Regions from separate parts of the Mus musculus genome. Here region 2 is linked to region 1. Evidence: chromatin loops called from intact Hi-C (ENCODE). Cell type or tissue: left cerebral cortex. All regions are shown on one strand. Each heading gives the region's core, and the rest is flanking DNA. Links, peaks and the distances in the headings are about the cores only.

Evidence for each region. Peaks named below come from ENCODE experiments on the same cell type or tissue, not always from the same donor. Only the 100,000 strongest peaks of a DNase experiment are listed, where the experiment ranks them.
Region 2: it touches region 1 in a loop (2.7-fold over the local background); 3 of 42 quality-filtered maps call a loop at or near these places.

Annotation. Positions count from the first base shown.
Region 1 is chr5:74,108,092-74,120,670 of GRCm38, reverse strand. No RefSeq gene overlaps it. Among named protein-coding and RNA genes, the nearest start is that of Snora26, 21 kb to the right of the region's middle. In left cerebral cortex, for the core only: no CTCF peak of the experiment used is centred there; a DNase peak (open chromatin) is centred at 6,327.
Region 2 is chr5:74,168,500-74,181,078 of GRCm38, reverse strand. No RefSeq gene overlaps it. Among named protein-coding and RNA genes, the nearest start is that of Gm32002, 13 kb to the right of the region's middle. In left cerebral cortex, for the core only: no CTCF peak of the experiment used is centred there; DNase peaks (open chromatin) are centred at 5,478 and 7,647.

The sequences.
Region 1 (12,579 bases), core at 2,918-10,917:
ACCCAACAATGGGCAGCTGTGAATGGGAAGTAGTTGCTCAGTCCCACAAGACTGGGTGGTTCAGCTGGTCTTCTGTATAAGCTGGAGTCCTGAAGAAGCAGATTCCAACAGATGTGCTGGCAGGTAAGTGCAAGCAGGCAAAGAAGAATGGACCCTTCCTCTTCCATCGTCCTTCTGTAGGCCTCCAGCAGAAGGTATGGCCCAATTAAGGTACCACTACACCTGGACCTAAGCTTTTCTTTACTTGAAACTTGCTCTGTCCTCAGCTGGCCTCAATCTTCTTGCCTCTATCTCCTGGGATTAAAGATATGTGCCACCTTGCCTGGGCCTAAACTTTTCATGGCCACTTTGCTTCAGATCTGGATCACAAGGTTGTGTCATCTCCACATCAAGATCTGGATCAAAAGCCTGAGTCTTACACCCTCAAGATCTGGATCACTGGTGTGTCCTCCATTTCCAGATATAGTCAGGCTGACAGTGGGAATAGCCATCACAATAAGGAATGGGATTTATTTTATTTGGTTTACAATTCCAGGTCATGAATGACCTTTGAGGGAGTCAGGACAGGGACCTGAAGCAGAAGTCTTAAGAAGAACCATGCTCCATGAGTGATTATAGGCTCATGTTTTGCTACGTTTCCTATACAGTCCAGAACCACCTGCCTAGGGATAGTGCCATGCACAGAGGGCTGGACCCTCCTGCATCAATTAACAAGCAGTGCAAGCCCCTTCCAGACATAGCACATAGGCCAATCTTATCTAGGCAACTCCTCAATCAAGGCTTTCATCTCTGATGTTCATAGCTGACATCTAGATGTGTCAACTTGACAGTTAAAGCCAACTAGGACAAAGGAGGACAAAGAAGATAATAAACATTTTAAAAGGTTGATATAGGGGCTGGTGAGATGGCTCAACGGTTAAGAGCCCTGACTGCTCTTCCGAAGGTCCTGAGTTCAAATTCCAGCAACCACATGGTGGCTCGCAATGTCCATAACAAGATCTGGCACCCTCTTCTGTATGAAGACAGCTACAGTGTACTTACAGATAACAAATAAATTGATATAGGGCCAGGTATGGTCATGCACACATTTAATCCTGGCACTTAGAAGTCAGAGGTGGGTGGACTTTTGTGAGATTGAAGTTTACCTGGTCTACATGTTGAATACAAGATCAGTAAAGGCTAGGCAGTGAGATCCCATCTCACAAAGAAGTTAGATATAAACAAACTGCTGAATATTGAACCAAACTCATACTTTATTAGCTTAAAGTTTCAAATTACACACATAGCCTGGGTACACATTCTTAGAGGTAGGTTTATCCATTCAGATATAGACATTGTCAAAGGAGGCTAAAAAGTGAACACATCCAGTAGAGTGGAGCATAACAGAAAACAAAACAAAACAAAACAAAACAAAACAAAACAAAATATAAACCTGGGCTGAAGAATACAGTATGCTGTGTGAGGCAAAGTAAATCTCGTATGTTGAAAACCCATTTTTAAAGGATTCAGTTTTTAGTGCTCGATGTTAATGATACGTTTTTAAGCAATGTCACAATGTCCAATTCTAAGCTCAAAAAGGTTCTAAGCCCTGAAGAAGGAAGGAATGCTGACAGTGGAATGTTAAAAATGTCTATTGGGAGGATTGGAAATTCGTATCAAGTATCCCAAGGAAGGCATAGGGTGCTGGGTTTATTGTTTCTTCTGTTTGTATTGCCTTGCAGGCTGTGGAAAATAGCTCCAAAATCTCTAAAGATGGACATAAAAGATGTTTTTAATATGTAAAAAAACTCAACTTTTGAAAACATTATATATACGTATATATATATATATGTGTGTGTGTGTGTATATATATATATATATATATACACACACACACACACATATGAGAGAGAGAGAGAGAGAGCTGCTATGTGGGGTGCCAGGAGCCAAATCCAGGTCCTCTGCAAGAGCAGCCAGTACTCTTGACTACTAAGCCATTTATTCAGTCCCAAACAAACCCCAGCTTTCATGGAAGGGGAGTTTGGATCTTTTTAATACATATGCTTCAGAAGAAACTCAAAGTACACTGGTTGACAAAAGTTTATTAGCCAGCTCGCTGGTCTTTCTATTTCCATCTACATTGGGAAGGTCTGTTTCAAGTCTCTATCAAGATGGGTTCCATGGATATATGTGTTTGTGTGTGTGTGTGTGTGTGTGTGTGTACACTACATATATATTCTTTGTCATGTAATTCTGTCCTTTGATACTTCTGTCTATGTTCTTCCAGCTTTGACCTCTCAGAATTCTTTAAAGTTGATTCCTGGATGTTGTTGACCTTCTTGGCTTTCTTTTGTGGGTTCAGCACAAACTTCCAGGCTCATCTTGTATTTTTTTCTTGCACGTCAACCACCCAAACAAGAAAACCACAGTCCATGCCTTACAAAAAAAAAAAAAAAATTAAAACCAAGATCTGAGGGCTGGAAAAATGGCTCATCAGTTAAAAGCACCAGCTGCTCTTCCAAAGGTCCTGAGTTCAATTCCCAGCAACCACAGGATGGCTCACAACCATCTGTAATGTAATCTGATGCCCTCTTCTGGCATGCAGGTGTACATGCAGATAGAGTATCATTTACATTTAATACATACATACATACATACATACATACATACATACATACATACATCTTAAAACCAAGATCTGGGCATGAGATGCACTTGGTGTTTGCACTAATCAGGTGTCCATGCATCCTTGTATCCACACATAGCTTCCCTCAGGGACATAGGTAGGATATAGATGTACATAAATTAATCGTTATATACACAGATACTGCATATCTAGAACACTTTAAATTAGGGCATTCGGACTGCAACCCCCACCCCCCTTGGGTCAGCACAGTGACCTTCCTTCTCGCCCCTGTATTATTTGTAGCTTCATTTCTGTGACAGATAGCCCTGTTTCCAATCACCTGAAATTTAGCATCTTCAATTCCGCTGCGCTTAGAATTCTACAAGGTTCAGATGGAGAAGCTGTATCCCTGTGAGAAATAAATGTCCTATCTCCGATAGAGTTTGCCTTTCCCCTCAGCTTTGCGGTGCCTCGTCTAAGCTTTGTTTTCAAAAGTTAGGAAAGATGAGGGAGGGGTGCCTTTGAGTTCAAGGCCGGCCTGGCCTAAAGAGTGAGACTGGGTCTCAAAACCCAAAAATAAAAGTCAGGTCAAGGACTGAAACCATGTAGTCTGTGTTGCTTGGAAGGCCAAGGCATGAGGATGCCAAGTTCAAAGCCTGCCTATAAAGAGTTGGTTCAAGGGCAGCCTGTGCAACTTAGTGAGACTTTTGTCTCCAAAAAAGAGCTCACATGCATAGATTCTTGGGGCTCACATGTGTGGCCCTAAGACTATGAAAGAATAAAAGTTTAGTCTGCTCTCAGATTTGCATATGTGCTTGCATAGTTGCTTCTTTTAAAATTATTGGAAGTTAGATGATCTGGTTACAAAGTCAAAGGAAGCAAACAAAAACCCCAGTTAATTTGCTTTGAAATAGTTTCCTCTCTTGAATTTTTTAAAATGTATTTTTATGTGTACGGTTGCAATGTGTGTTGTGTCTGATGCCCAGGAAAGCCAGAAGAGGATGTCCAATCCACTGAGCCTGAGGTTACAGTTGTCAGCTGCCCTTCGAGAGCTGGGGATTAAACTTGGGTCCTGGAAGAGCAGCCAGGTCAGAGCAGAGCAGAGACCTCTGAGCCATCTCTCCAGCCCTCTCCTTGCTCAGCATTAATGTTACATAGATGGACTGACTACTGGAAAATAGGTAAGTTTGACTTTTCTGGCTACTTTCTTGCAACTTTATAAAATAATACTTGAGTGTATTAGAGTAAGATTGAATGTAGCAATCTTAACCGGAAGCTAGGCAGAGCAGTTTCAATATTCCCTGGCAATAGCTCTATAACTCCTAATTTACTAGCAAGGTCTGCAAAATAAAAAGGTGAAGGAAGTGGGCGGATCCACAAAAACATTGCGCACATTGTTACAACTGGAGCAATGCATACTAATGTAATTGTCTCCTGGGAAACTGGTCCTGATACTTTGTATCTTCTGGTCCTGATACTTTGTGTCTTCCCAACCGGGTGGGATGCTCTGACTGACTTTTGAGATCTTCATCAGGACCCGATTTTTGTATCAGTTTCACAGATTGTTCATATCTACTTGTGACACAATGGCTTGGAACCATGGGAATTGGTGCCATGTCCTGCTCTGGTGGCATGCAGTGTGGGTAATCTGCGAAAGGGTTGCATGGAACCCCTGTACTGTTTTTGCAGGTTTCTGTGAAACTGTAATTCACAATAAGATGTTTTTAAAATGACATTTAAAGCTTCTATTTCAACTTAAATGTGTGTATATTAAAACGTAATTGTCCTAACTTTTTTTCTGTATTTACAGTCATAGTAAATCCTCAAGCGAGATCACATTACTTGCTACATGTATAATAGAATATTTAAAACCCCATTCTCTTTGGCTGAGTAATTTTACTGAGGGTATATCTTAAGAAAATATTCCACCCTCTCGTGCCTTTCTAATAATAGGAAAATATCTTCCCCATTTGTCTATTCAGTGAAGAACCTTACAAGGATATGCAAAGAATCTGAACTTGTACTTAAACAAAAATCAATATTGATAGTTATTTCCCATCCCCCACCTTCTTTACCCGCTGTACTTACCTGATAAAGGCAGCTCTGGTTGGCCTTCCTGGCCTGCTACTTGGGCGTGGCTAAAACTTAATGCCTAAATGTGAACCATTCAATTTCAGGATCATAAAGCCAAGATCAAATGTCCCCATCTGTGCCACGATTCTAGTTTGTGCTCTCCGACATCATGGACATAGCTATGGGTGGTGGGTGGCACATGCCTATAAACTCAGAACTTTTAAGGTAGAGGCAAAAAGATCAAGGGGTGCTGGATCATCCTTAGTTATAAAGCAAATTTGAGATCACCCTGGGCTCCATGAGACCCTGTCTCAAAATCTCAAAAGCAAGCAAACAAACTCCTGAGCCAGTATATACTTTGTGATTTTTCTCAGAATATTTTTAGGCCTCCTCTATCAGATGAGCTTGTATCCCATTTCATTTAGAAATATAAGCAATTAGATTATCCTCTTCCCTTCAACCTACCCCATTCAGTCTCCTCCCTGACTTCCCTCTTTCCACGGATACCCTTGAATATTTCAGCATTCTCTTCGCCTCGTCATCCTCAACGTCTTCACCAAAGCTTCTGCTCACTGAAACTCACATGGCCTCCATCTCGCCAAGTGATCTTACTAAGATTTATTTTTCAGATTTATTTTTATTTATGTGTATGTATCTGTGTGCCACATGTATGTGGGTTCCCACAGAGGCCAGAGAGGGCTTCAGATCTCCTGAGCTGGAGTTAAAGGCAGTTGTTAGCCTCCTAACATAGGAGCTGGGAAGTAAACTTGAGTTCTCTGCAAGAGAAGCAAGCCCCCTAAGTTCCCTATAAAGCTCTCTCTCTCTCTCTCTCCCTCTCTCTCTCTCTCTCTCTCTCTCTCAAGATTTATTTATTTTATTTATATGAGAACACAGTTGTTGTCTTCAGACACACCAGAAGAGGGCATTGGCATTGTATCTCATTACAGATGATTGTGAGCCACCATGTGTTGCTAGGAATTGAACTTAAGACCTCTGGAAGGCCAGTCAGTGCCATCTCTCCAGTTCCCTGCACCCTCCCCCATAAAGTGTTAATAGAACCTAAGGCCACATTCTGCACAGTTGGCCACTCTATATGCCTCCCCTGAGTCACTCTGAGAGTATTTTATGTGTCTACTTGACTGAGCTTGGGGGTACCGGGAAACGGTTCAAGTGTTCTAGATATCCCTTTGAGGACAGTGTTTAGCCAAGATTGACATTTAACTCTGTAGACAACTCTAACAGTAAAAGCAGGTTTCTCTCTGCTGTGGAGAGACCTCAGCCAATTCTCTGAAGGCCCGACTTGAACAAAAGCACTCACAGAGTTCATAGCATATGCTACACATATTCTAGGTGCTAGACATAGACAGCAGGCAAACCATCATCTTATAGTCTGTCAAGAAGGGATAATTCTCAAAGAAGTGGCACCTTGCAATGCACTGGGGTGACAACCAGCAGATCATGTGACCAGGGTCACTAGCAAGCTGTGCTGCAGACAGCAGGGCAGGAAATTCAGTGACAGTTTTGCTAAGCCACTTGACTGCTGCCCGCTAGAGTCCTTACCTAAGTCTTGGGATTCAGTTAACTTGCTAAAGATGAGCATGATGATACTAGAGCCTTGTCCCCTGGAGTTCCGAGAGTGTGTACTGAATAACAAGCATCAGTGGCAGCCATACAGAAAAGCATTGAGCATCTTTGCCTAATTTAAATGCAGAGTTTGCATATGGTGTTTAAAAGGAAGAACCGTTTAAGCTGAGATTTAATGGATAAAAAGGATCCAGTCTTGTGAAGTAGGCTGAGGATGAATATAATGGGGCAGAGGGACCAGCTGGGCCAAAGAGTGATGCTAGCTCTGGGGATGGGATGGGAGGAGTCTGGGGGTGGGGGCAAGTAGATCTGCCTAGGGATTTGGATTTTATGTAAGCAGCATGGGAAGGTGATTCGGGGTGTGACATCGCGAGAGTTGTCATGGTCGTATTAAAATCTCTGACAGGACCCTGCCCTACCAGGCTCTAGGATGGGCTTCTAGGAAAGCAAGAGAACAGGCAAAGGGCCTGGCCAAAGAGAGGACCAGTTAGGAAGTTTGGAGACTCTACCAGGATAATTGGGGGTTTTGTTTGTTTTGTTTGTGGTGGGAGAGGTTATTTTTGGTTTTGTTTTGGTATATGTGAGCATGCTTGCCTGTGTATGTATGTGATGTGTGATATGTGGTATATGTGTATCTGTATGTGGTGTATATGTGATGTGTGATATGTGATATGTGGTGTGTGTGATATGTGTGGTATGTGGTGTATTGTGAGTGTGTGTGTGTGTGTGTGTGAGTGATATGTGGTATGTGGTGTGTGTGATATGTGTGGTGTGTATGGTATGTGATATATGATATGTGGTGTGGTGTGTGTGTGTGAGTGATATGTGGTGTGTGGTGTATTGTGAGTATGTGTGTGATACATGGTGTGTGTGTGTGTGTGATGTATTGTGTGTGATGTGTGGTGTGTAGTGGGTGGGTGGGTGGGATGTAAGAGGAAGTCTTCAGATGCTCTTAAATCCCTTGAAACAGGGACCTCTCACTAAACCCAGAACTCAGCATTCTGTGTTAAGTTATGGTGAGGCTGACCACCGGCAAGCCCCAGCAGTCGTTCTGCCCCAACTCTGCTTGTTGTCAGCTCTGGGATTACGGTGCAAAGAGCTATTGCTAGTTTTGGGTGCCGGTTATTAGAACCCAGGTCCTCCATTGTGTGCAGTGAGAACTCTGAACCTAAGTCGTCTCTGGGACCTTATCTTGACTTTGCAAACATCATGCACTCTTTAAGATTGTTGTCATTACGTTTATTTGTTTGTGCATTCCTGCATATGCAGACACGCACAGAGATCAGAGGATGAATCAAACTTAGGTGTGCAGGCTGGAAGGCAAGCACTGTTCCCAGGCAAGCTACCTTACCACCCCCTCATATGTTCTTATTGGTTGTTTTGTTTCCATTTAGAGACCATTAAAATCACAAGGTACCTGCTCAGGTCCTCCAGTACCTTTCCGTTGAATTCCTCAAAGTGGATGGACGATTACTTCCTTCCAACTGTGCTATAAAGATCGTTTCCTCGGAGCATGTGAGCATGTGGTGCATGCTTTTAATCCCACCATGGGCAGCTGGATCTCTGTGGGCTCCAGGCCAGCCAGGAGCCTGACAGAAAACAGACAAACCAAACAACCTCATAACAAGCATTCCCTAATAATTTTTCATTCATTTAAGCTTGGAACAATATAGCGGTGTTTGTTTCTATATTTTAACTCACTGTAGTAAAATTTTATGAAACCACTGAAATTCTCTAATTGTGCATAATTGACTCTAAAAACTAATAATAGCCTTTCTTTTTTGTATATTCCTTCATATTCAAATTCGCTTATTTTTTACATAGTGATATTTTTATCCTCCACAGTGCTGTGGTTCAGATACAGGCCCTACTATGCACTATGTAAGTCAAGTTATATCTCTCCCATTCTTATGGCTTTTTATAGACATCTTCTCTATATTTGTATTTAGCATTGTACCAACACACCAATTTTATATGAATCCACACATAAATAGGCATATAAAATACTTAGTCTCAGGCTTCAGAATTTCCAGTGCATCTAGCTATTTAATGGCCCTCTTTTACTTCATCCTTGGTACCATTCAGTCTCTGGAGATTTGAATAGGTTTGACCTCCATAGACTCATGTGTCCGAATGCTTGGCCCATAAGGAGTGGCACCATTTAGAGGTATGGCCTTGTTGAAGTAGGTGTGGTCTTGTTGGAGGAAGTGTGTCACTGCAAGAGTGGGTTTTAAGGTCATGGAAGCTCAAGCCAGTTCACTTCCTGCTGCCTGTTGATCTGATGTAGAACCCTCAGCTCTTTCTCCAGCACAGTGTCTGCCTGGATGCGGTCACACTTCCCACCATGATGATGATGGACTGAACCTCTGAAACTGCAAGCCAGCCCCAATTAAATGTTTTTCTTTATAAGAGTTGCTGTGGTCATGTCATTTCTTCATGAGCAACAGAAACCTTAACTACGACAGTCTCACTGTGCTGAAGAACATGGTCTTCAAATATTCACCTTAGATCTTAGCCGAAGGCCAAGCAACAATGCCCCATGTAATCAATTCCCTTCCCACAGACTCCCATTACTGCATCTAAAAGCTAGAACAGAGATGGCATCTGCTGTGTGACAGGAACTGTTCTGAATACTTTACATATTCACGAGCAGCAGTAAATACCAATTGTGTTAGAATTAATTTTTAGTGCTGATATTAACATGTCTAGAGTCTCATTCCTGGTTTGTAGTGCACATTTCAGCATACAGGATCTAGCAGCCCTCTGCCAGAGCCTGTTTCCTTCACCATGAGTGCCGGGCTGCTCAGAAACTTGCCACATGGTTCTCCTTTGGTGGTGATGGTGGGTTTCGCCAGACCAGACATTGTCTTACTGTATATCCCAGGCTGATCTTGCACTCATGATCTTCCTGCCTCAGCCTCCCCAGTGCTGGGATCACAGGCATATGCCGCCATATCAACTTCTCTGATCTTAGGGTCTTGAAGGTAAGAAAGTGAAGTCAATTCAACTCAATTGGGTTGGATGGTCTGCAAGTCCATGGTATGCTATGGAATGTGTAGGCATTATGACATATAACGTGGCAAGGGGGTACCTTCGGTGGGCCCATGCCAGGGTGTGCCTCTGAGCAGTTATGCAACAGACCTGGTGTAAAAGAAGTTTTTTGGGGAGGAGAGAGGATTGAGGGCCTGGGAAAGGGATAGAGGCAGACAAGTGGATGTGTAGACAGGCAGACAGACAGGAGGAAAGCCAGGAGGGGAGAGAAAGCAGGTGTGTGCAGGGAAAAGGCAGGGAGAGCTTGCACTGGGGTGGCTGGTGGCCCTATTTATCTGCAGCACACACCTGTACACCTGGCAGCGAGCAACAGATGATGACCTAAGCAGTTGCTAGGGGCCTGAGGGCAGGCCAATGGAATTGCCTGTCCACTAACTGTAGGGAACAGCAGGTGAGACAGTATCATGTTACTTCTGCATTTCAGCGACCAAAATACCCAAGTGGACAACGGAAAGGAGGGAAGGCTTACTTAGCTCACGGATTCCGAGTGATCAGTTTGTGCTTGCTTAGTTCATACAAGAACATTCTGGAAACTGGAACTCGTGACAGAGGAGCCTCTTTACCTCCTGACTGACAGGGAGCAGAGAGGGAAGGAAGAAAGGAAGGAAGGAAGGAAGGAAGGAAGGAAGGAAGGAAGGAAGGAAGGAAGGAAGGAAGGAAGGGAGAGAAAGGAGTGAGGGATAGAGGAGAGACAGGGACACGTTTCCCCCAGAGGCTCACCCCAATGACCTGCTTCACCCAGCCCCCACCACCTAACAGATTCAGAGCTAACTCTCTAGAATATTGCCAACAGCCGGGGACCAAGCACTCAGCAAATGAGCCCATGGGGGAACATTTTATATCCCAACCATAACAAGTGCTCACTAATTAATTTTTTAGGGCAGCCATTCTCAAACTTGGCTGCACATTTGAATCACTTGGTAAGATTTACAACTGACACTAAAGCCTGAGTCCCACTTCCAAGGACACAGTTGATTTGGAGTGTGGTATAGAGGGGGAGAATTTCAAGACCCAGGGAATTCAAAAGTATGTCCAGGCTTTATAGCCAGTATCTCAAAGGAACCTTAAAGCTAATTCCTTCTGTGTATGATGGTGCATGCCTTTTTAATCTCAGCACTTGAGAGGCAGAAGCAAGCAGATCTCTGTAAATTCAAGGCCAGCCTAGTCTACAGAATGAGTTCTAGGACAGCCAGAGTAACTTTGTAAGACCATGTCTCAATGAGAAACAAGGACACAAAGAGAAACACAAAGCCAACCTATTACCTATATTATACAAATTCCAGGTTAGAGGTTTGTGTAACCTACATAAACAATAAATACACATAATACAATAAACAAGTATGTGTTATGCAAGAGCATGTAAACAACATCCATCACAGCAGCGTTCACTAGCCCAGAGGAGGAACCCTAGTCCTCATCAGTAAACAAATGGGTAGACAAAATGCGGTGTGTGAAATACAGTAGGACAGTGTCTAGCCTTAACAAGGAAGAGAATTCTGATACGTGCCACAACGTGGGTAAATCTTGGCTGAGTGAAATAGGGCAAAGACAAACAAAATGTGTGCTCCTGCTTGTAGCAGTGAACATGGTCAAACTCTTGGGGACAGGAAGTAGACAGGTGAAGGGGACCAGGGAGATTTGTTTAGTGGTATAGAGTTCTCAATTTAGAAGGCTGAAAACCTTCTGGAGTTGTATGACATTGTGTGTGTATTTGGTGCCACAGAATTGTATGCTTATAAATGGCAAAAAAAGGAGATGTTTTATATTATATAACATTTATTTCCTCGAGACAGTGTTTCATGAAACCGGGGCAAGCCTCAAACTCCCTATGTAGCCAATGATGTCCTTGAACTTCTGCTCCTGCCTCTAACACCTCCAAAGTGCCAGCATCACATACATTTTACCACGCACACACACACACACACACACACACACACACACACACACACACACACACCACATACACATAACACATACACACCACGTACCACACCTCCCCATATACACAGACGCCACATATGCGCATAACACACATATACATGCACGCCACATTACACAACACACACACATACACCACACCACACCACATACCACACCTTCCCCCTACACACACAGACACCACACACACATATACACACACACAGCCATTGGGTATATGCAAGCTTCCTTTCCCAGCTAGATTCCGAGTGTCAGGAGAATAATATAGGATGTTTTATATTAGTAAAGACTAATAGTTTGCTCACTGGTGGTTGTTTTCCTTATAATATTATCAGATCATAGTCAGTGTTCTTTTGCTGTAAGGAGACACCATGACCACAGCAACTCTTATAAAAAGAAAGTGTTTAACTGGGCCTGCCTTATAGTTCAGAGGTTTAGCACATTGCCATCCTTGTGGGCAGCAAGACAGCAAGCACACAGACAGACATGCTGCTGGAGAAGAAGCGAGAGTTTTACATCTGTATCTGCAGGACCTCAAAGCCCAGTGCCATTGATATACTTTCTCCATCAAGGTCACACCTCTTAATCCCCCTCGAGTGGTGCTACTCCTTAATGTTCAAACGTTCAAACATGTGAGTCTATGGAGTCTACGGGGTCATTCCTTCCCTCCCCCCCCCCCCCGGTAAGACCTTCGGTGGGTTTTATTGGGTCTGAAGACCTTCCTCACATTCTCACTGTGACCTAAAACATTCTGCAGGCTCCCCATGTGGTTTAAGGCCTTTACAATAAGATGTTCTCCAACATCTCACTGAGACCTTAGGCCTTTCCCAGGTCCTCACTGGAGCCCACAACTCTATTTAGGTTCTGACTAGGATTTAAGAGCTTTGTTAGATACATGCTGTAATCTATGACCGTCCACGAATGCTCCTTGAGGCCTAAGGCCTTTCTCATTTCCTCACTGGGACTTGGGCTTTTCTAGACTGGTATCTAAGACCTTCCTCAGTTTCTTACAGGAGACTAAAACTTCAAAGATTTCTCGGTGAGGTTTTAAGCATTCTAAAGCTTCACCATTGGGTGTAAATCAGTTTACAAATTTTCACTGAACCTAAAGTTCCTCTCCATGTTCTCACTTGGACCTAAAGTCTTTTCTAGTCACATTGATGTCTTAGGTTTTCCACAGGTTCTCACTGTGCCCTAAAACCTACAAGTTCTCACTGGAGCTTAAGGAACTCCTCAGGGTCTCAATTGGCCTCAGAATTTCTCCATGTTCGTAGTAGGCCTTAAAGCTTCCCCAGGTGTACTGGGGCCTACAGCCTTTCTCAGATTAT
Region 2 (12,579 bases), core at 1,705-9,704, 62 kb before region 1:
GGGCTAAGGACAGCCAATGGGCAAGGCTGGGAGGTAGAAGAGTGTAGAAAAACCAAAGAATGAGATGTGCACGTACAAGGTCCCCAAAGTTGGCAGACATCAGTGTGCTGGTACTCGTGTGAGGGCTTTTATATTGGCAGGGAGCTAGAAACCGAAGTGCAGGTGGGGGCTGAGAGTTTACAGAGTATCCTCTGTACACTCCTGGGTGGGTGATATGCCATCCACGAGAAAAGATTATCTCTTTTGAAGACAAGCTGGTCATCTGAAGTGGCTAAGATTCAGAACTTCGTGTGAGGGAATATGTAAATACATTGCTATTTTCTCGCTGGAAGTTGGCAGCGGAGGATAATTTCAAAACTGTGTCAACACCTTCTGCAGGACCACACTCAACACTTACCTGGGTGAGAAAGGTGAAATCAGGAAGAATTTTTAGACTGCTTTGCCCCAAATTCTGCACTAGTTTGTCTTTATTGTGTGCATGACATATGGCACATGATCAAACAGTTTGCAACTATGAAGCCCAGTGAGCACAGGGTGCTTTGGGGAAGTCAATATTGATGTCACGACAGTGGCTTTATGGGCGTTAAGCTGTCCATGATGTCACAGCAGATGTCTAGCTGCTTAAGAAGATGAATAGCCGTTTCCACGGAAAGGCTGAATCAGGCAGCAGCTCTGCTCACGCGTCTCTCACTGAAACTTAAATCCCTAAATCCTAGCTCATTATTGGAGACAGAGCAGATTCGTCACCGTGTCGGCCTTTGATGCTCAGCACTAAAGCACAGCTCCATTAGCTAGGAGAGGAGGGCGACTGGAGCAATTTCCATTTTACCAAGTAGACAAATGGTTTCCTGGGCAAGATAGGAACAGAGTCTCTTTTCAAATGAAACGAGATGCTTCTGGGGGGGGGGCGGGGGGAGTGACAGCAGCCTAACTAGATGTGACTTGAGGATCAAGAGGATGAATCTCTGGGCTTCTTTAATGGGAAAAGCAGGGTTATTGGCTTCAGACATGGCTGGGTCTACAAACCACAGTGATATCCGCAGGTATATGGACCTTCAGCCTGTTCACTTTTTATCTGTCTTTTCCTCTAGTCAAGTTATTTCCTCAGAAGCTCCAGGATTGTATCAGCCTCAGAGGCAACAATCCCCTTTCCCCATCGCTCCATCAAAAGTTTCAGAATCTATCTGGTTAGCCCTGCTTGGGTGGTATACGTACATTCCCAAGTAAAGACAACCCTTTTGGCCAAAAGGAGAGAAAAAGTCAGTTGGCTAGGCCTACATCACATGTCCAGTCTAGGAGCAGAGCAGGTGAGAGTTCCCTTACTGACACACTTCAACCAGGAAGGAGAACAAGGTACTTATAAATGAGAAATGGAAGGCAGGCTGGAAAAGGAAGAGATCTCTAACCTAAATCCCCCCACATGTAAATGAATGCTATGGGCCAAAGTGAAATGTCCTCTGTAGGCTCCTGCATTTTAACACATGGTTCCCAAAGGGTGGAGAGTTGCTAGAAGTAGTAGGCCACTGGGGGATGGCCTTGAGCTTTATAGCCCAGACCAATATCCTTCTGGTCTTTGTTTCTTGTCCCCAGAGATGTGAGAAGACTTTAAATGCAAAGTCCAACATGCTTTCTCCACCATGATAGACCCTGTCCCCTCAAAACGTGAGCACAGATCAATCCTTTCTCAATTTACTTTTGTCTCAGCAACTAGAAAAGAAATCAAAACAATGAACAGTCTCCTTGAGGGGCTGGGCCCAGGCTGCTGAAATGCAGCGGGGTACCTAGTGGGGGGGAGGGGCAGGATTTAGGAGAGCTCCTAAATCCTCTCCTTGCATTTCTTGTGTTTTGCTGGAAGACAGAGGAAAAATCGCATTTGCATTTGCAATGGCTGCACACCACACTTTCTGGAGAGGTGGAGGGGAGCGGAGATGATTGATTGTGCCTTTAGCTCTGAGTTCCACCCGCTACCACTTGCTTCTCCTGTGATCTTTGCATCAGCCGATTTTCCTGAAATGCAGTGCCCCTCCCAACTCTAAGACTCCTAACTCTAACTCTGACTACTTGGAATGGAAGGGCTTGATGGTTCGTATGTGGGAATAGTTATAACTATAATTTACTAGGCCCCTCCTGTGGGTTGGGTAATGCAAACAAGGTACATAGGATTCCTATTTGAGGAAAGCAAGTCCAGGAGAAGCCAAGGAAACCAGCTTCAGTCATCTTGCTCGCAAGAAACAGAGCTAGGATTTGAACTCAGATCTTTTGGGGAGTGGCTGCAGTCGCCCTGTCACAACTCCACTCATCTTGTCCAATGTTGGTTAAAGCTGTCGCAGCTGCCACTGCTTCCTGGCGCCACCAGCACCACGTTGGACTGTGCTTTGCTCAAAGAGTGGCCTCTGCCTCCACAAAATCCAAATCTCCTGATTCTGATACTTTGGTCCTTTTTTCTAGAAAAAAAATTATTTTTTTATTTACATGTTTGTCTACATGAATATATATGCACTACATGTATGGCTGGTGCCCCAAAAAAGACAGAGAGAGAGAATCAGATCCCATGGAACTGGAGTTAAAGACTGTTGTGGGTTCTGTGTGCGGGAACTAAACCTGGGTTCTATGCAAGAACATCAAGTACTTTTAACCTCTGATTCATCTTTCCAGCCCCTCATCAAACAAACTTTAAGATCAATATTTTATAATTGTTACCTCCATTATTCTCATGTCCAGTCACCCCCTCTACCACCCTGTCTTATCTTTGTCATTGGTGCCACCAAGACCACCATAACAGCTAAAACATTTGCCAACCAGCAAGGTGAATACCATTGACCAAATATCCACCACCAAAGAGCCCACCTTGGGCTGCCTGAGAAGTTACACAATGTTTCTGTCACTCAGAGGCTATGGTTGCCTTCATGAGTGGCAGTTATATCTACGGAGGCTTTATCACTGAAGGTTACCAAACTGTGTCACTCACAGGACCTTCATCTCTTTGAGCCTTTCCTGATGCTCAACATAATCTCTTGAAAGATATTCTTTGGCGTGCTTCTTAGCCAAGACCTTTACCCAGGTGTGTGCCTTTGATACTGCTGTCTTGAGACGGCCTTCATTATTCCACTCTAAGGCAGTGGTTCTCAACCCATACATAGGTCATGACCCTTTGGGGGGTTGCATATCAGATATCCTGCATATCATATATTTATATTACGATTCATCCCAGTACCAAAATTACAGTTATGAAGAGGCAATGAAATAATTTTACAGTTGGGCTTCACGACAGCATGAGGAACTGTGTATTAAAGGATCATGGCATTAGGAAAGTCAAGCGCCACTGATATATGGTTTTCTGTTCATCTACCTTGTGTGGCTTGGCATCTGTGACTACTTCTGTTTTGTCCTCAGTGACACAGAGCAACCACTTCCATCATTACAATCTCCACCGACTTTCTCAGCCACCTTGGAGTACATCAGTGATAAGTGCAGCGTCTCTGGAGCGCTTGGCATTGGTCACTTCCCATGCTTGATGCTGCTATGCGTTCCTAGTTGTTCACAATGGCGCCACAGCCTACAGCTGGTCACTTTCAAGCTCAAGGATCCATCCAGTGAGCAACCTTCCCAGTGAGCAAAAATCATTTGATTTCCACATCCAGAACAGACATGGTAAGGCGAAGCAAGGCAGAAGAGTCACTGTGAAGTGGTGACTTAAAGTCATAGAAGAGATAGGGTCTTGGTTATGAGACCAGTGGCTCTCTGGCTCTGGGGGACTGTGATCTGAGATCAAGATCCAGAGACCTGAAGATCCCTTCCCTTTGCTTGGCCTGGGGGAAGCGTCAGTGGAGGGAAAACTGTGAACACAAAGGACCACAGTTTGAGAGCCTGGCAAGGTGCTCGGTTCATAGCCAGGATTGCCCAGCCAGCCAGAGCTGGACAAACCATTCATTAATGTTAGACACAGCTTTGCACAACAAAAGTCTTGCGGTGGAAGACTCAGGCTGCGGTTAGGGTGTACACAATGTTGTCCTGACTCTGGCTCCATTTACATATAGCAGCTCAAAGTGTGGCTCCTAGTCTGGTAATGTTATCTAGAGCAAGTGTAACGCTAGTTGGATTGGCTCACACCTGTAATCACAGTGCTCAGAGAGCTACGGCAGGAGGATGGCGGGTCTAGATCAGACTGAGCTGAATAGCAAGATCCTATCTCAAAACAAAACGCAATTAAAAGTGTGCTTAACCTCTCTGGAGTTCAGCTTCTTGGTTTGAAGAATGGGGGTGGGGGTGGGGTGATTACAGCATTTCCTTCATGGGGCAAACGAGCAAACGGATGAAGATAAACACCGTGTATGCTATACTGATGTGATCATCGGCAGCTGCTCCTGCTGGTTTTGCTCAGGAATAGTACAGTGCTAGGTGTATGGTTGGCTCCCAAGAAATAGTTGTCAAATGGAAATTATTATCAGGCAGGTAGGTATTACACACACACACACACACACACACACACACACACACACACACACACAGAGAGAGGGAGAGAGAGAGAGAGCATAGAGTTCAAAGGGAAAAGTATGGGAGAGAGGCGAGGAATCAGAGGACAGCGAATTGGATCTGAATATGTTATCCATGTATAGATATTTTTAAAATACCTTTAAAGGTGGCAAAGTAAATAGCATCCTGAGGTTGTTTTCTGACCTCCACATGTATGCTGTGCATATATGTACCCCACACACACACACACACACATGCACACGCACACAGATGACTACAATTCCATACATTATCATTACTGTTGCAGCTACCTTGTGCACCCACACTCCACTGGAAGCCTACTCTGTGCAAGACCTGGAAAGAACCGGTTTGTTCAACTCACCTTCGTTTCCCACCAGCTAAGCTAGAGTGTACCTACTGAAGGGCAGCTAACAGAAGGACCAGTCCACACTGGCTCCTCAGAGCCTGTGGACTCCCAAGTGCTGCCACCTACATCAGACCAGACGCTGCTAATGGCTTTTGTTCATCTGCCAAATTCTTCTGCCTCCCTGACCTCCTCTGGGAAGAAAGCTCAGACATGACTGAGTCTTCTGGAAGCCAGAAGGTACCAGATGCTGGACGACTTGGAAGGCAAGCAAGGAGGTAGCAACCCAAGGGGACAGATCTCGGGGACTATGCACGGCCCCGGAGGTATTTTATTTGCTTTGTACCTTAGATGCCTCTGCCATTGCAGCCCTGGCCTTCAGTCTGCCTGCACTTCCTTTCCTCCAGAGACGTTGTTGCAGAGAGAGCTCACAGGAGTCAAAACAACAAGCCCGGTGATATGAAAACCATATGTAAACTTGGCAGGGCTGCCTTGTAGCCTAATGGGCCTCCCAGACATTGCAGGCCCACAGACACTGGCCTTTTGTGAGGCAGGAGACCTGCCTCCCCCTCCCTCGCTCCCATTCTGTGGAGACAAAATGAAAAAGGAAAGAGAGACAAGGAAGGCAGCCAGCTCTTTTCCCGACAGCCATGTGTTTCCGCGGCTTGGGGCTGAGTGACACTGGGCTCAGTGAGGGATAAGCATGCATCGGGCATTGGGTGTCTGTGGACAGCCTTGTTCCCAGGACCTTCATTTCTGTCGCTTGGTCTTCATGGCACGCCCATTTCAGAGACAAGGTCACTGAGGCTGATGGAGGTCTCGAGATGTTACTGATAACTGGTTTCTCCACCAGTGACGCATCAAATACAAGAGAATATAAATGATCCCTTTGATATTTGTCATTGCAAAGCTGCCTCCCAGGTAACCTTTGGATCATTTCAAACAAATTTAGTAACATTCAAAACTTTGCCTGCAGCTTGCTTTTTCCCATTATGTAGAGAGAAACTGAGATATAACTCTCTCCCTTTGTGACGTTGCTGCAATGATGGATAATATTCTAGGGTGCCATTGTTGTTCCTACCTGAAATTACTATACAGCTCAAGGCCCGCTGGGTGTGGAGGATGACTGTATTCCAGAATGATCATCACTGGGGGTGCTAAAAGATATCATTTTTTAGAATAGCTTAAAAAAGAAAAAGAGAAGCCAGATAAATGGTAGATAGGGCTTTGCAGTTATGGCGGCTTATCCTGTGTTTCCAAAGACTGGAATAAGCATGTTCGATAGGCAAATGCTCCTGCAAGCTGGCCTGTGTCTGTAACCTATGAATCACGACTCATCTTGGAATGGCTTCTAAAAAGACCCAAGGATACTTGAACGGCATATGCAAACTCAATAACCATTGGTGGGGTCAGCCCCCATGGGCTCAAGTGTGCTGGCATGAGCTCTTCTATGGACTACAGGGCTCCCATCTGGGCTCAGTCTGCTATGAGATGCTTCCTGAGCTGCGCCAGAGCTCTAAAGGCGCTGTCTGGTGATGATGTGGAGAGGGTGTGCGCTCTCACTTGCAGGGGGCTAGATGAAACCTTAGCATCCCTTAGATGAGCGAAAGCAGCAGCAAATGGGAGGAGGGCAGCCCAGGGGCAGGGAGCAAAGTCCCCTCATAGACGGTGGCAGTAGTCAATGAGTCACTTGGTACCCACACCTAATGGCTCTAGGAAAAAGCTGTGTCCCCAGGCATTGGTGAAGCACGACATTTTTATTATGTTTTGATTTATAATGTATCTTGTCAGTGTGGAGTAGGGTGTGACAGCCCCTTCCCAGTGTGGGAAATACATTTCCAGACCCTCAGTGCTGCACTATGGGGTAATACTATAATATATAGTATAGAATATATATGCTATAATGATATAGTAATATAGATCCCATATTTACTATGTTTTCCTATCTATATTTGTGTCCAGATAAAATCTAGTTTATAAATTATGTACAGTAAGAGATTAATGAAAACAGCTAACAATAAAATAGAAACGGTTATAACATGTTATGATAAATGTGGTAAAATGTATGAATTATTTATTTGGGGAGACTATTTTTCCATCTAACATTTTCAGACAAAAGTTGAAACGGAAACCATGGAAATGAAAACCCCAGCTGGGGGGAGCAACTGCATCTCACACATGCACTACTTTTTCAGAATAGGTTGTCTTTCAAATAGGCTGGCCAGATTCTGATCGATGTGCCGAGGGGGTGGGCTGCAGAGCACTTGGCGGGAGAGAGGTGGGAACAGAAAGATCTCTGTAACCAGTGTCCGGGCTCTCTAGCTCCTCCCACAGCCTTTGATTCCCATGATTTTGGTGCTCATTTTAAAATATGCAAATTAACCTTTACTTTAAGCCTCTTTGGTATGGTTTTGCCACCCTTGCTAGATATAGCCAGGCGCAGAGAGAAACCAAGTAGTAACCAGTCCCATCTCCAAGAGACGGGCGAAACAGAAACATCTCCACCCCGCTTTCCACGCCAGACTAAGGCCGCGCATTGTGTTGTCTAAATAGGCCCATGCTAAATAGTGTCCTCTCCAAAGTCAGCAGACCCATGCATGAAGGATGTCTCTGACCAAGCACCCACAAACCCCATAGCACTCTTCTTCGTTCAACGCAGTGCTAACCGCTCTGTGAACAGAGAGCTCCTCTCCAGAGGATGCAATTTAAGAGGAGGAATATCCAAACGTGATTTTTAAGAGAATGGAGCTGATCCAGGAACTGATAGCATTTCCAGAGCCAAGTCTCAGAAGGCCCGCAGAACAAATGGAGAGCATTTCAATGGCATCAGCGGAGGATGTGACTTGTCAGGGCAGATTTGCTAACAGGAAAGGGAACAGAGACCGCTCTTGTCTAGACGTCTGATTAGCGGGGAACTGTAGGATTAGGAGAGTGTGGAGTTTTCTGGCTGCCATTCTAAGAAGGCTGGGCTTTCTGTGAAGAGGGCTAGATGAGAGTAACATTTGTTTCCATTGAAAATGCAGACTGGTCCTAATCCTGCTTGGACCGCACACACCACGCCAGACCAAGGGACTAAAACCCACTGAGCTGCCGGTTTTGGATAATGAATGATGGGTAAACTTTGACTCAGGCTCATTTTGAGTGTGATGTTTTTATTCATTTGCAAGATTTTTAATAATAAAATTTGTTTTAAAAAATTAGAATTTTTGTTTTTCCAGATAGGGTTTCTCTGTGTATAGATAGCCCAGCCTGTCTTGGAACTCACTCTATAGACCAGGCTGGCCTTGAACTCCTAGAGGTCCACCTTCCTCAGCCTCCCAAATGCTAGAATTAAAGGCGTGCACTGTTTAACGAGAGGTGGACCATCAGGGTCTTGGCCTCAGAGATGCAAGAGTCTCTGGGGAATAGGGTAACTTTGGAACCGTTTTCTCCTCCTCTGGTCCTCCCATTTCAGCCTCGGATTGCCACGTGAGCACTCTGATGCCCATTCTCCAGGTTGGTAAAATCTCTTTTAGTGTTAGAACACTTCATCTGTGTCTCCTCAGCCCACGTAGGGCTCTCTGGAAACCACAGCACTTCAGGGATGGAAACTATGGCAGGGGTCGGAGCAAGAGTAGACCTTCTTCCTCCGGTGGCCCTGAAGCGAGGTGACCACGGAGTAGGGGACTCCAAGGGCTCCGGTAATAGGGGACTCCAGAGACGACAGGCTAGTACTGAAAGGAAATGAGCTCAGAAACATGAGATTCTTAGAGAAAGTCGACTTTCTAAAGCTCTCCGTTTCGTCATCCTTCCCCAGTCCCCGGCGTTTCATGCTGTCAGTCACCGCCGCCTTCAGCCTAGGGCTGCATATTTTTGCCATGACCTAAGACAGGGAACAGTTAGACCCTGTCTGTTAGGAAGTCACAGCCCAACTCAGTCACAGGAGCAAGCCACTGGCAAAGGCAGTGGTCGGGGCTTGAAAAAGCAAAGGGTGATTAGAGCCATCCCAGGCCATCTAGGGAAACTGAGTCAGCTGAATTTAAAACAGGGACTCTGATCCGGGCAGATAGGGAAAAAGAAAGAAAGAAAGAAAGAAAGAAAGAAAGAAAGAAAGAAAGAAAGAAAGAAAGAAAGAAAGAAAGAAAGAAAGAAAGAAAACGGATCTGGTCCAAGCAGGCCTCAGGCCATCCAGCACTGGGAGGGCAGGAAACAGAATCGACCTTTGCTTTTCTCTCTTCCCCCCAACCCTCACTGGCCAGTCAGCGACTCCCATTGGCTGAGCCCCATAGGCTGAATCACGTGGTTGCTGCAAGAACCTGGGAAACTGGCTGGTCTGTCCACCTGTCTGGACAAGCTGGGGCAAGCGATTCAGAGAGATCGGTCCACTTATTCTATAAAACACTCTCCTGACACTCCTCAACAGCAACAGGGGGCACAGCGCAGGATGAAATGTTCTTAGAGTGACTATTGGTTTAACGTCATTTCTTTTACGTTCCCAACTATCCTCTCATCCCTGAAAACTTTAGGTTCCACTAGGGCAGGGATGGCGTCTGATTGATATATTGACGATTCTTTAGAAATATTTGTTTAAAGTTCTGGGGATGAAACTCAGTGGTAAGGGGCCTGCCTAGCATGTGCAGAGTTCTGGGTTCCATCCCCGGCACGATGCAAAATGAAGTAAAGAGTGTGTACATAGATAGAAATATTCATTGAAAATAATTGAATGGGGCCGTGGGGGGTGGGGGGGCAGGCAAGAATAGTTTGTTAGGCAATGCCCTTGCTGTGCAAACATGAAGACCTAAGTTTGAATTCCCAGTGCCTAAATAAAAAGCCAAGATTGGCCACACCATACATACATACATACATACATACATACATACACACACACATACATACACACACACATACACACATACACACACACACACATACACACATACACACACACAATCTGCAATTCTAATGTAACGTTTGGAGCCTGGGCCAGGTGTTTCCAGATTCTCAGCCTTTCTTCAAGGAATTGAAACAAAGGCTCACACAGATTTGCAAACGTAGTGAAGGAGATATTCAAAGCAAAGCTATAGAACAAAACACGCTGCAAGAGAGCAGCGGACCACATGGTTGAAGATACCCAAGCACCCCTATTATTTTGGGGGTTCAACAGAAGAAGTTTGGTTTCTAAAGGGCATAATAAGAATGGTTGTTTTGATGAATAGGTTAGATCATGTGACTCTTTTTCTGATATATCCATTCTTCCCTATAAAGCATTCGATTTTAACCACACCCACACCTAACGTTGCATCCGAATAAGATAGTAAATAGGGAGTCCTCCTAAAAGTGCAGTCGAGAACATGATCTTCCCTTACTGACCATGCACCCAAAGCCAGTTCAGATAAGATCAGCCCTCTTACCCTCTGACTAGGATATATTGAGAACTTGTTTGAATAAAAATCATCCAAGTTTGATTGTCCTTAAGGGGAAGAGAAGTTTGTGCCATGGTTCAGGGGAGAGAATGGGTGCAGCCTGATGCAGTGGAAGTTCTAGGGCAGCAAATAGGTTGCTAGGAGCATTCTATTCTGTTCTAAAAGAAGTGTGTGCACAGCCCAAGCCAAGTGGAGTCCGAAGTTGCTAAACTATTCTCTATGCTTTCCTGCTTCATCCAGTCTGTAGGGCCAGAAGCAGAAGGATTGCTGGGGTCTGTTGATTACTAATCAAGCTCAAGATTCATTGAGTTACCCTGTCTTAGAAGAAGGCAGAGAGTGATAGAGTAGGACCCCGGCCTGCTCCTTGTCACTCCATGTGCACATGCAGGAGTTCTTATGCCCACACACGTGCATGCATGTACACCACACACAGAGGGGGAAAGTGAGTAACCGTGTACTGCCCTTCCTGCAAGCAACTGATTCTCAGAGTGGGACATGTGGCATTGAGATGAAAGGAGAGCAGAAGATAAGCCAGGATCGTCTACAAGCGATGTCTTCATGCAGCCACTGGGGCATCTTAGAACTTAAACAAATTTTGTCTGATGACCAGGGCAGGATTCTGTCACTTGATAATATATGAAAGTGTTTTGTCAACTACAAAATGATACATTCATCTTAGAGATTACGGTAGCAGTTATTATACCCTGCTCAGATGAGCTCATCTGCATTCACTTACAATGGTAGGAGAGGATCTTGGGGTCTGCCTGTGTGTGACTGTTTACGTCTGGGTACAGATAAAATTTCCAGGTGACGGTGTAAATTGTCAAATCTCAGGAAGAAAAACTGAAGATGACAAAGAGTCATACAAGAAGGATGAAAAGACACCATGAGACAGCTATTGAGTCCTCAGAAAAGAGAAAGCAGAAGAGGACAGGCCAGAGGGAAGAGGGGGAAGAACTGGAGACCACTGATCAGGAGCCAGCAAATGGCCATTGGCACTCACCCAGGTGTATGTTGTGAGCCTGGAAGGCGACCAGCAAGTTAACTATAGTAGACAACCTCAACAGTTACCGTCTGTTTCTTGCTTATGATGGGAAAAGTGTCCAGCCAAGAGAACCCTGTGAAATAAACAGTATTGTTTTCTACTTTAGTTGCAGAAAACTAGATGTCCATCCTCCTCTGTGTGTGTGCATGTGTATGTGCATGTGTGTGTGCATGTGCATCCATGTATGTGCATGTGCATCCATGTATGTGCACATGTGTGTACATATGTGTGCACGTGTGTGCATGCATGTACACGTATGCATGTGTGTGCATGTGTGTGCATGTGTGTACATGTGTGTGTGCTTTTCACCTACCCAGCTACTTTCTAGGTTCCTTTAGGGGAATGTGGTACTGGGGTTCTAAGGCAGACCCCAGTGAACATCTGTTTTATAGCCTCATCCACATAAAATAGGGATGACCCAGATGACAAAACGAAATTGAGGAATTAAGGGTATATATCATAAGAGCTAAGGCTTGCTCTTATGTGTCCACTTGCCCTCCTTTGGACTGCTCATCCTGAGGAGGCTGTCTTGTCAGAAGGATCTCAAGAAACCTATGCAGAAATGGAGCCGAGGCCTCTGGCTGACAGCCAGCAGCATATGGGAGATGCTTTAAAGCAGACCCCACTGGAAGCAGAGGATGAAGGAAGCAGCAAGAAGCCCAGTCAGGCCTTCAGGTAACTGGCTACAGGGAACAGCCTGTGACCTCACAGGAGGCTCAAGCCCAGAACCCTTCAGCCGAGCTGCTCTGGGTCCCTGAGCCATGGAAGCCATGGCGGAAGGATTTGCTTTCTTCTTAAGAAGCTACATTTTGGGATATTTTGTTAAACACAAATTGAGAAATACAAGGAGTTACTTTTCTTCTCTTGGGTTGCCCAGAGACATGTGACCAGAGCTGAGCCAATCAAAGTGAGCAGGCACAAGCTCACCTGTTGCAGATGTGGCTCCATGGTCTGCTGAAGGCTTGGCTGCTCCGTTCCCAGCCTGTCTGTTTTGGAGTCTCGTGGTCCCGGGAGTTCCAGGATGGCCAGGGCTATTCAGAGAAACCCTGTCTCAAAAAAGTGGGAAAGCGCCAACAAACATCCTTCAGCAAGATTCCCCTTGCTTCTATGAAACACATCCTGGGGTGAGAAGTTGGGATCCAAAGCCTAGTTCCACCCCTAAATAGTTTTGGGGTGCTGGGCAAGTTTCTGAAGGCCCCCATGCCCGTCTTTCCTCCTCTGTGGAAGTGTGTGTAACCTCGCAGGTTATATGAAGTCACGTCATCAAATCTTCACGGAGAAGCTGGGGTTTTGGT